Linked DNA regions of Homo sapiens: region 2 is linked to region 1. The links are chromatin contacts, found by Hi-C or POLR2A ChIA-PET in ENCODE. All regions are on one chromosome and are shown on one strand. The core of a region is the stretch at or near the end of the contact, and the rest is flanking DNA. Distances in the headings are between cores, read along the strand shown. Region 1 holds the start of OAS1 (2'-5'-oligoadenylate synthetase 1). Region 2 holds the start of SLC8B1 (solute carrier family 8 member B1).

Region 1 (6,161 bases), core at 2,079-4,578:
GATGGTTTATTACTATAGGGGTAAGTCCGGAGTTATTAGGAAAGCTCATTTTTAGAAGGTTGTAAAGTCTCATGTCCTGTGAAGAGAAAATAGGGGGAGGAAGGGAGAACACAACAAACAAAAGAACAATCCTGGAAAATCAAGATACAGGCCAGAGTATTCCGAAGTTCACACATCAGCAGATAGGTATGAAAGTGGCTTACGTCTGTAAATATGTAATTATTTTTTTCTGAGGTTTAAGTTGTCTAGCTCCAGTTTGCAGGGCTTTATAAAAGCACAACTTAGTTTTCAGTGATTCCAAATTAGGGAAAATGGGGGGAAAAGAAGGAAAAAATTTAAAATATTATTTTGGAGACTTGTAGCCAAGAAAAATTAGAATTCAGTCCAAACTATAGAAAATAATAAAAATTGAAAAACATTAGGCAAGACTAGAATGCAACAACAGGTGTACTATAGTTTTTGAAGCATAATCTTTCTCCAGTTTCCCATTTTTACTAAAGATGAATCATGGTAAGGGAGGAGACCACCCCTCATATTGTCTTATGCCTAATTTCTGCCTCCAAAGAAAGAAGATGTAAAAACTAAAAGGCAGAAATGAAATCCACAAGCAGGTAGCCTGGTGCCACACCCTGGGCCTGGTAGTTAAAGATCGACTCCTGACCTAATAGGTTATTTGCATAAAAAAGGCACTGTGAAGATCCCTGTCCTATTCTGTTCTGTTCTAATTACTGGTGTATGCAACCCCCAGTCATGTACCCCCTGCTTGCTCAATCCATCACGACCCTCTCACATGGACCCCCTTAGAGTTGTGAGCCCTTAAAAGGGACAAGAATCGCTCACTCGGGGAGCTCAGCTCTTGAGACAGGGGTCTTGCCCATGCTCCCGGCCGAATAAACCCCTTCCTTCTTTAACTCGGTGTCTGAGGGGTTTTTGTCTGCAGCTCTTCCTGCTACAATGGTATGACTGGTTTGCTTTATCATACTTGGCCTAATTTTTTGCATACAGTGCAGCAAGAATCTTCAACTAGTAAATGAAGTGAGTATTGCAAAGACAGCACCCCACCCTCATGGTGACATTTAGTCTTAGGCCAAAGTCAACATCTTATACAGTAGGAGTGGAGAGTGTCAACTCATGAATAATCTGGTTAAGAGGTTAAGGGTTTGTAAGAAAGATAGTTGGCATTTACAAAATATTTCATCCAACAAAAACAGGAAACACATTCTTCTCAAACTCACACAGAACATTCACCAAGACATATTATGTTCTGGGCTAGAAAACACACTTTAACAAATTTCAACAGAGATATGTTATGCAAAGCATGCCCTTTACTACAATGGAATTAAAAAAGAAACCCACAAAAGAAAGATAGCTGGAAAATTCCAAAATATATGGAGATTAAAGAACACACCTCTAAATAACACATGGGGCAAGGAAGAAGTCTCAAGAGAAATTTTAAAATATTTTGGGCCAGGCTCAGTGGCTTACGCCTATAATCCTAGCACTTTGGGAGGCTGAGGCAGATGGATCGCTTGAGCCCAGGAGTTCGAGACCAGACTGGGCCACATGCAGAAACCCCATCTCTACAAAAAATACAAAAATTAGCCAGGCATGGTGGCATGTACCTGTAGTCCCAGCTACTTGGGAGGCTGAGGTGGGAGGATCACCTGAGCCCAGGAGGTCAAGGCTGCAGTGAGCTAAGATTGTGCCACTGCACCCCAGCCTGGGCAACAGAGTGAGACCCTGTCTCAACAAAATAAATAAATATATTTTGAATTAAATTAAAATGAAAAAACAGCCTATCAAAAAGTGTGGGATGTAGTGAAAGTAGTGTTTAGAGGGAAAGTTATAGCATTGAATGCATATATTAGGAGAAGAAAGATCTAACTCAGAGAGGGATGAACAGGTGAGGCATAGGGGATTTTAAGGTAGTGAAACTCTTGCAGGGCAGGGGAGCCCCAAAACTGGGACACCGTCCGGGAAGGCTCTTGGCTTCGTCCAGGAAGGAATTCAAGGGTGAGCTAGAGGAGGAAGAAAAAGGTTTATTGAGGCAGCAGGGTTACAGTTCTGTGACTGTCCCTGCAGAGCAGGGCCACCCCATAGGCAGTGCCTGGAGAGCAGCAGCTCAGGGCACTTCTATAGTCACATTCATACCCACTTTTAAATACGTGCAAATTAAGGGCAGGTTATTCAGAAATTTCTAGAAGAAGGGTGGTAACTGGGTCATTGCCAGGGAATGAGTAAACTGTTCATGGTGCTGGTGCTCATGCCAGCCAGTCTTCAATCTGGCCCTGAGTCAAGCCCCACCTCCTATCTCAAAACTATTCTGCATGGTGCTGTAATGGTGGATACATGACATGTTATGTTTGGCAAAATCCATAGAACTGTAGGACACAAGAGTGAACCTTAATGTAAACCTTAATGTAAATGGACTTTTGTTAATTATGATGTATTAATATCAATTCATCAATTGTAACAAATGTATCACAGTACTGTTAATAATAGAGGAACTTATTGGCAGGAGAGAGAGCTTATGGAACTCTCTGCACATTCAGCTCAATATTTCTGTAAGCCTAAAACTGCTGTGAGAAATAAAATCCAACCTGGGCAACATAGCAAGACCTTGTCTCTACAAAAAATAAAAAATGAGCTGGGTGCAGTAACGCATGCCTGTAGTCCCAGGTATTCAGGAGGCTGGGGCAGGAGGATCCCTTGAACCCAGGAAGTTGAGGTTGCACGAGTCATGATCATGCCCCTGCACTCCAGCCTGGATAACAAAGCAAGATCCTGTCTCCAAAAAATAATAAAATAAAATAAAAATCTACTAATTGAAAGGGAAAAAAGCATAGTATAATACCATTCTTAACAAAAAGAAAAGAGACCTGTGTTTGTGTGTGTGTTAACATTTGAAAAAAATCTGGAAAGCTCTATATCAAAACGTTTATAGAGGCAATTTTGTAGTGTTAGAATCATAGATGATCTTTCCACTTCCTGGTTTTTCTGACTTTTTTTCTTTTTGCAGTGGGCATGTATTGCTGGAAAATACCACAGACAACTGTGAAAGGATTTCATCAACAACAAAAAAAAGATAAAGAAGGAAACACAAAATCTGTTAAATAAGATTTATGTTGGCTGGAGGTTAAAATGCATTTCCAGAGCAGAGTTCAGAGAAAGGCTGGGCTGCTTGTTGCTGGCTAAAGGACAAAGGGTAAGTTTCAGGAAGCAGAAGAGTGAGCAGATGAAATTCAGCACTGGGATCAGGGGAGTGTCTGATTTGCAAAAGGAAAGTGCAAAGACAGCTCCTCCCTTCTGAGGAAACGAAACCAACAGCAGTCCAAGCTCAGTCAGCAGAAGAGATAAAAGCAAACAGGTCTGGGAGGCAGTTCTGTTGCCACTCTCTCTCCTGTCAATGATGGATCTCAGAAATACCCCAGCCAAATCTCTGGACAAGTTCATTGAAGACTATCTCTTGCCAGACACGTGTTTCCGCATGCAAATCAACCATGCCATTGACATCATCTGTGGGTTCCTGAAGGAAAGGTGCTTCCGAGGTAGCTCCTACCCTGTGTGTGTGTCCAAGGTGGTAAAGGTGAGTCCAGGCCTGCCTGGCCAGGGGAGGGGTGGCTGAATGTGCAAGAGTTGAGATTGAGAATGAGAGAGAGAGAGAGAGAGAAGCAAAAACCTAGAACCCAGGGTGCAAATGTGAGTACAGAGAGCTGAGATCTTCTGGGATGGTGGTTTCTTATTTATCCACACAGCATGTTAAAATAGATTCTGGGGTGAAATCCTACATCCCTATTATTAACAAGTGACCCTCCCCCCTACTTCCCGCTGAAGTTTATGAACCACTGTCCTGGGCGATGCCCATTTCAGAAATAGGGAACTGAATCCCAGCTCTGGTAAACAGTTTGCTAATTCGTGGCCAGGCTAGGGGCTCACCATTTCTGCAGTGAAGAATCATATGTTTTGAAAGCAAATAGCACCTGCTGGCTGCAAGACCTTGAGCAAGTCACTTAACTACTCTGTGTTCCAATTTCCTCAGCCATAATCCCCAATACTGTTGCAGTCTTGCCAGTGCACCTTAATGTAGCAGCTTCTCACTGAATTAGTACCCAAGGTTCTTTGTCCTGCATCCAAGAAAATTAAGGAACATGGACACAAACGTGAGCTTGGAGCAAAAGTTCAGTAAGCAAAAGAAGAAAGCTGTCTCCACTGTGGAGAGGGAAGTCTGAGTGGATTGCCAGATTGCAGCTGAATGCAAAAAACTTTTATAAGAAACCACTCTCCTCCCTGTAACTGTTTGAGAAACTTTTTATCAGTAAAGCTGTGCAACTTCCCTTACCTTATGCAGCTGTGGGTATATCTCTAGGCAAGCATAAAGCGCTGCTTCTCTTGTATGTATAACTGTGGATTTGTTTTAGGTAAGTCCCACTCCCTGCGCCAGTTTCAGGCAGGCCGCTCCTCCAGGGCCCAGCCTTGACCATTTACCTAACTGATTTTTCCTCTACTTTCCCTCAATACCTCATAGGGCCGTGTAGATTAAGTAAAATAGTAAGTGTGAACCACCCAGCATAAGCTAGTCCTGGGCATCGTAAAGGACAATGGGAAAAGAACACAGATCCTGGAAGAAGGCCCCCAGGTTTGAATTGTATTTGCCACCTACTAGCTGGGTGATGGGGCTGATATATTATCTCACTGAGCATCCATTTTCCCATCTGTAAAATGGGAACTAATGATAATGGCATCCAAATCATAGCATCATTGTGAGCATTATAGGAGTTTAAGACATGCAATGCCTTCAGAACAGTGGCTAGTGCTCCATAATGTTAGTGATTGCTCCTGTCATTTTATTTAGGGAGGTTTGCCTCACTAAGCATCAATTATTATTTTTGTCGTCTTTTTCAGGGTGGCTCCTCAGGCAAGGGCACCACCCTCAGAGGCCGATCTGACGCTGACCTGGTTGTCTTCCTCAGTCCTCTCACCACTTTTCAGGATCAGTTAAATCGCCGGGGAGAGTTCATCCAGGAAATTAGGAGACAGCTGGAAGCCTGTCAAAGAGAGAGAGCATTTTCCGTGAAGTTTGAGGTCCAGGCTCCACGCTGGGGCAACCCCCGTGCGCTCAGCTTCGTACTGAGTTCGCTCCAGCTCGGGGAGGGGGTGGAGTTCGATGTGCTGCCTGCCTTTGATGCCCTGGGTGAGAGCTCCCAGCTTCTTTTTCTCCCTCTTCCCATTTCTGAGCAGAAATCTCCCACAGTTTGAGAGCTTTTTGCCCCAACAGGGCATCTCTCTAAAGCAGGGTGGGAGGAGATCTTAGGATCTGTCCCGGGGCAAGAATGAATACGGTCATGATCTATCACAGGAGAGACATTAAACAGCAAATTGGCATAATGTGGGGACAAAGACATTTCTTACAGAACATCTGCAAGGCTTACTGGTTCTGTTTAAGGCAAAATGTGTGAATTTTATCTTTCTAAAATCAGGCAGCAAAGATGTGGCTTAAAGTTCATGTTACTCTCATCTTTGTCCCAACATGAGATCTCATCAAACGTATGCAGCACGTTGGGAGATAGATATTTATAATTTGCAGGAACATTTGGACAGGAAGTGTAACCTCTCAGAGGCTCCCTTGCCACATCAGGAGAATTGGTAAAACCACACTACCTGTATCATATCATTATTTTAAGTGATAAATGATCATCTACATTCAGCTCTGATGAGTAATAGGTGTTCAAAAATAGGAACTTCCAGCCAAGTGTGGTGGCTCATGCTTGTAATTCCAACACTTTTGGAGGCTGAGGCAGGAGGGTCGCTTGAGCCCAGGAGTTCAAGACCAGCCTGGGCAGCAAAGTGAAACCTCATCTCTACTAAAAATTTTAAAACATTAGCCAAGTGTGGTGGTACATGCCTGTGGTCGCAGTTATTCAGGACGCTGAGACTGAACGATCACATGAGGCCAGCCAAGGATTCGAGGTGTCAGTGAGCCACGAATGTACCACTGCACTCCATCCTAGGCACAGAGCAAGAGCAAGACCCTGTCTCAATCAATCAGTCAATCAGTCAAAACTATGAATTTCCCAGCTGTATATGAAGGCACCTCAAAACACCACAGTGAACTCACAGAGGGACACGGAATAGTTTAGATTTTAATTTTTTGAGGGAAATGC
Region 2 (6,161 bases), core at 1-2,500, 430 kb after region 1:
CCACCATGCCCAGCTAATTTTTGTATTTTTAACGGAGACGGGGTTTCGCCATGTTGGCCAGGCTGGTCTGGAACTCCTAGCCTCAAGTGATCTGCCGGCCTTGACCTCTCAAAGTGCTGGGACTACAGGCGTGAGCCACCACACCCAGCAGAGGAATTCCAGAACCTGCCCAAGGTCACACAGCAAGAGGGTCACAGAGCCCACAGCCCCTCCGACAGGGAACTTAAGGGCAAGAAGGAAGTTGAGTTGCTCAAAGACCGCGGGTTAGCAGTGGGGCCGGGCTGGTCACCACCATGTGCCTCTTCCCTCAAGACCAGGGCCAAAATGGCTTCAATATATTTCAAAGGAATTAAACTGGAAAAACAAAAGTCCTCAGCAAACTAAATTTCCTGTTTTGGCTTTTTCATGTGTTCTACGATGAGTATGTCTTATTTTTGCAATCAGGAAACCAAACCCCATAAAAACGTTTTTTTCTTTAAGTCTGCGCAGGTGTTTCTCAATGTACTGGCAGCCTGAGGGGAGGGAGAGGAGGTAGGGAGGGGAAGAGAGGTCAGAAAGGCGCCTGTCCCAGCCAGGTTCCTTACCTGTCCACGGAAGACACGGCCCTTCCTCTTCTATGGTTCTCCCGAACCCCTCCAACTGGAGTCCGAGTTACTCTATTTGGCACCAAGTTCAAACAGGACACCCCTGGTTTCAAATTCGTCTCGGCCACTTACTATCTGTGTGGCCTTAAGGAAGTCACTTCACCTCTCTGGGCCTCTTATTCCTCATGTGTGAAATGGACACAAATGCTGGCCGACGCGGTATACAATAAGAGCTCAATAAATGTTCGCGTCCCTGATGTCCCCAACACCTGAAGATCAGCATGCGTCTCGTCTCTCTTTGCTGCCGATTTATTTTACTGATTCACTAGTGAGCATTTATTGAGCGCCTTCTGTACGCGTGGGCCGATGCCCAGCGCTCGGATGGTCGCCGACCTGCTAAGGGACAGGGGCGGGAAATCGGGGCTGCGCTTCCCAGGAAAGAGACCTCAGGAACATCTCCGTGCTCCGTTTCCCGTCCGGACGGAGGCTGAGAAGTCGAACTCGGGGCGCCCGGGTCCTCCGGCCGTGCGGGGAGGCGGCTCTTTCTTACCTCGGGCCGGGCCTGGGACCAGCAAACTCCGAACCTCGACCTCGCAGGGCCTCGCAGCCTTCCAGGTCCCTGGCCGCCGGACCGACCTTGCGCCAGCGAAGCCGCCAGTCCGGGTGCCCCGCCTGCTGCAGCGTCCGGGCCCCTACTCTTCCCGTCCGGGCCCGCCCCGGCTCGCCCCGCCCCGGTCTCGGCCACGCCCTCAGGACACGCCCCCTCGGGGCTCGCCCCGCCCCTGCCCTTAAAGGTACAGCTCCCGGGGAGCTTCGTAGGGTCTTCCCACTCTCCACCGTCCTCTCCCTCCGCTTTGAAACTGAGATACAAGCCGATGGGTAAGGACTGCAGGAAGCCGGAGAGGGACATTTAGAGGGTGAAACTAGGAGGTTCATTTCCCGAGGGTAGAGGAACCAGAGGGTGTCAAGCTGCTCCTGGTAATGAATGGTGACAAAGAGGTTTGGGAAAATCCCAGGTGGAGAAAGCCCCACCCTGCCCAGGAAAGTTCTCGCGGTTTCACTGAAATCCTTCTGAGATCCTAATTGGGTTCAACATTCCCCTCTAGTAGCATAGCTTTTTTTTTTTAATTTAAATTTTAATTTTTTAAGCCAGGGTCTCACTCTATCGCCCAGGCTGGAATGCAGTAGCAGCTGTCACGGCTCACTAAAGCCTCGACCTCCGAGGCTCAAGCAATCCTCCCACCTCGGCCTCCCAAGTAGCTGGGACTGCAGGCAAGTGCCATCATGCCCGGCTAATTTTGTTCATTTTTTGTAAAATGTTCTTACTATGTTGGTCAAACTGGTCACGAACTCCTGGGCTTATATAATCCTCCCGCCTCAGCCTCCCACGTAGCTGAGACCACAGGTGTGTGCCACCAAACCAGGCTAGTTTTTAAAATTTTTTATAGAGACGAGGTCTCTATATGTTGCCCAAGTTGGTCTCAAACTCCTGGTCTCAAGCGATCCTTCTGCCTCTGCCTCCCAAAGTGTCAGAGCTGTGTAAACCAGAGCAACTCCATCTCGAGTGGGGCTGGGTAAAATGAGGCTGAGACCTACTGGGCTGCATTCCCAGACGGTTAAGGCATTCTAAGTCACAGGTTGAGATAGAAGGTGGGCACAAGATACAGGTTATCATAAAGACCTTGCTGATAAAACAGGTTGCAGTAAAGGAGCCAGCCCAAACCCACCAAAACCAAGATGGTGACAAGAATGACCTCTGGTTGTCCTCACTGCTGCACTCCCATCAGCGCCATGGCAGTTTACAAATGCCATGGCAACGTCAGGAAGTTACCCTATATGGTCTAAAAAGGGGAAACATAGATAATCCACCCCTTGTTTAGCATATCATCAAGAAATAACCATAAAAATGGGCAACCAGCAGCCCTCAGGGCTGTTCTGCCTATGGAGTAGCCATTCTTTTATTCCTTTACTTTCTCAATAAACTTGCTTTCACTTTACTCTATGGAATCACCCTGAATTCGTTCTTGCGCGAGATCCAAGAACCCTATCTTAGGGTCTGGATCAGGACCCCTTTCCTGTAACAAAAGTGCTTGGATTACAGGTGTGAGCCACCATGCCCACCTTTTTATCTAATATTTAAAATTTGTATTTAATTTTTTCCCTTTTCTTTTTGCTAATCTCTGTATTGTTCCAATTTTAGTATATGTGCTGCCGAAGGGGGCACATAGCATCGTTTTTAAAAGAAGGTGGCAAACAAATCAAGACCGAGGAGTTAGTGATCTGCTGATGGATGTACCAGTATCTCCCCCTATTTCCAGTTTCCCAGCCTCCTGGGGAAGCTCTGTTCATCCTGCCTTTTCTTCTGTTGGGGGGATGGGGGAATGGGAGGAGGCAGGCATGGGGCCTGGACCTGGGGTCCTTAAGGCTGGAGTGTGTCCTCCCAGGCCACTCCTGCCTGCAGCCCCACTTCTGCCATTAGCATGCATCTAGTCACCCCATCTCTTATCCTTACGGTAGGACCTGCTTCCTCGTCATGGGCAGGACCCAGGCCCAACGCCAAGCCTGGCATTCAAGGCCCTTCAGCATCCAGCCCTAGCACACCTTTCTGAAATCGTCTTTCACCCCTACCTCCACCTCCTGCCCAGTAGTGCTCCCTGTTCCCTGAACGTATCGGCCTCTTGCTCACAGCCACCTGCCTCTGCTCCTTCCGAGCCCCCTGCCCTGATGACACCCTATCTCTTTTCCACCTGACAAACTCTTACTCATGTTGTCAGGCTCAGCTCAGAGGTCACCGCCACTAGGGGGTCTTCCACCCTCCCCCCAACCCCTCCACATGGCCACAGGGCTCCCCACCTTCAGAGCACACCTCTAATTCCCACCTCTGGGCAGGTGACATTGTGATCTGGAGCATGATGTGTTTGGAATCGCAGAACATCAGGTTTCTGTAGGACCTTCTATAAACACTTAGAGCCTCTCTTTGAGCCTCAGTTTCCCCCTTGGTGAAATGGGAGTGATACTAGTACCAACCTCCTGAGGTCCTTCCAGATGTTTTTCCTTATCTTTTTTGAGACAGGGTCTCCTTCTGTCACCCAGGCTAGAATGCAGTGGTGTGATCTTGGCTCACTGCATCCTTGACCTCCTGGGCTCAAGCGATCCTCCCGCCTCAGCTTCCCAAGTAGCTGTGACTACAGTCGTGTGCCACCATGCCTGGCTCGTTTTGTTCATTTTTTGTAGAGACAGGGTGTCACTATGTTGCCCAGGCTGGTCCTGAACTCCTGGGCTCATGCAATCCCCCCACCTTGGCCTCCCAAATTGCTGTGATTACAGGCATGAGCCACCATGCCTAGCTGAAATAGGACACTGTGAAGAGCCCCAAACCCCATGCTGGATGCTGAGTCAACACTCCCTCAGTGGAAGGGTTTGTTGTCCCCATTAATTATTCCATTGTTGGCTGGGCGTGGTGGTTCGCACCTGTAATCCCAGCACTTTGGGAGGCTGAGGTGGGCAGATCACCCGAAGTCAGGAGTTCAACACCAGCCTGGCCAACATGGCAAAAACCCGTCTCTACTAAAAATACAAAAATTAGCCAGGCATGTGGCACAAGCCCACAATCTCAGTTACTTGGGAGGCTGAGGCACGAGAATTGTTTGAACCTGGAAGGTGGAGGCTGCAGTGAGCCCAGATCATGCCACTGCACTCCAGCCTGGGTGACAGTGAGACTCCATCTCAAAGAAAAATAAAAAATAAAAATTATTCCATTGTTACAACAATGCATTAACTTACCTTTCCATGTCCCCCACAGGCTGGGAGCACCTCGAAGCAGCACCAGGCCAGGTTCATCCCCATGTCCAGGCTGCCAGCACAGGGGCGTTCACAGTAGTGTCTGTGTGTCACAATCTCCAAGCCTGCTCCGGGGTCATCCTACTCCGGGGTCAGCTTTTCCCCAGGTCATCTGCTGCTTGAGAAGTAACTCCAGAATTGCTGAGTTTGAAGTCCTCCTTCCCCAAGGGGCCTGACCCTGGTAGCTAGGGTGAGGCTTAGATATCACCATTCTAGGTCAGCAGAGCAGGTGGGTTACTACCTCCCTGTCTCCCAGGACTGGGGTAGAGCAGGAAGCAAGGGGTGTTGGGGGAGAGTATGAGTATCTGTTGAGAGACTCCTGGAAAGATCCAGGCGGGGAGAGGAACCCCTGGGGACAGAGAAGAAAGATAGATGGGGCCTGGGATAGCCCCTGGTTCACCCCTGCTCTGGTAGACAGTGGTTAGGGTTAGGGCCTATTCCCCAGGCTGAGAAAGGCCATTTTGACATGTTAGGAGCAGACTTAGAAGTCATCCAGATCCGAGCTCAAATCCCAGCTCTGCCATTTACTGGCTATTTGGCCCTGGACCAGTTATTTTGTCTTTTTGAGTCTCAGTTCCTTACCTGGAAAATGGGGATGAAAACAGCACCTATAGGGCCCACTCATCAGGCTATAGTGAGGATTGAGATTTTATATGTCGGCTGGGCACAGTGGTTCACACCTGTAATTCAGCACTTTGGGAGGCTGAAGTGGGAGGATTGCTTGAGGCCAGGAGTTCGAGACCAGCCTGGGCAACATAGCAAGACCCTGTCTCTACTATTATAATTTTAAAGAACAAGGAGATTATATAATAAAACCCATAGCATAGTGCCTGGCACTTGTTAAAGTTGAATAAATTGAAGCTGCTATTATTATTATTATTACTTTTTTTTTTTTTTTGAGACAGAGTCTTGCTCTGTCGCCCAGGCTGGAGTGCAGTGGCACAATCTCGGCTCACTGCCAGCTCCGCCTCCTGAGTTCACGCCATTCTCCTGCCTCAGCCTCCCAAGTAGCTGGGACTACAGGCGCCCGCCACCACGCCCGGCTAATTTTTTGTATTTTTAGTAGAGACGGGGTTTCACTGTGTTAGCCAGGATGGTCTTGATCTCCTGACCTCGTGATCCGCCTGCCTCGGCCTCCCAAAGTGCTGTGATTACAGGCATGAGTCACCATGCCTGGCCAAGCTGCTATTATTATTATTTATTATTATTACTGAAGGTAAAAGGACCTGACACAATGTCTGGCAGAGAGTAGATTAAATGTCGATTTACCACTTGAGCCCGGAAGGTCGAGGCTGCAATGAACTACGATTGTGCCCTTTCACTCCAGCCTGGGTGATAGAGCAAGACTCCCTCTCAAAAAAAAAAAAAAAAAAAAAAAAAAATTGAGAAGGATTTTGTGCTTGTATCAGTTACCTATTGCTGCATAACAAAACATGCCAAAATTTAGAGGCCTAATACAATAGCATTTCATTATCTGTCAGGGTTTCCATGGGTCAAGAATTTGGGAAGTCAGGAGGCCAGGGCAGGAGGATTGCTTGGCCTTAAAACAACTCAGGGAGGCCAGGCGTGGTGGCTCACACCTGTAATCCTAGCACTTTGGGAGGCCAAGGAGGGTGAATCACCTGAGGTCAGAAGTTCAAGACCAGCCTGGCCAACATGATGAAACTCCATCTCTACTAAAAATACAAAAATTAGCTGGGTAGGGTGGCGGGCACCTGTAATCCCAGCTACTCGGGA

The links. Hi-C counts contacts between places; a loop is a spot of excess contacts on that map. ChIA-PET counts read pairs that join two places held with the same protein, here RNA polymerase II (POLR2A). Pooled maps may share reads with other maps.
Region 2: a pooled map shows a loop between it and region 1 (3-fold over the local background). The contact joins the promoter of SLC8B1 here to the promoter of OAS1 in region 1. A Hi-C loop is called at or near these places in 2 of 37 single-sample maps with no recorded cell type and 4 of 50 pooled maps. POLR2A ChIA-PET finds 5 or more read pairs at or near these places in 2 of 52 experiments (B cell and Caco-2).

What each region holds. Positions count from the first base shown.
Region 1 is chr12:112,903,634-112,909,794 of GRCh38, forward strand. It overlaps OAS1 (2'-5'-oligoadenylate synthetase 1), which reads left to right and starts at 3,329. Exons shown (of 6, transcript NM_016816.4): 1 at 3,329-3,586; 2 at 4,903-5,191. The coding sequence starts at 3,407. RefSeq lists an enhancer at 3,170-3,609.
Region 2 is chr12:113,333,859-113,340,019 of GRCh38, forward strand. SLC8B1 (solute carrier family 8 member B1) reads right to left here and starts at 1,251. Exons shown (of 16, transcript NM_001358345.2): 1 at 585-1,251. RefSeq lists a silencer at 1,172-1,461.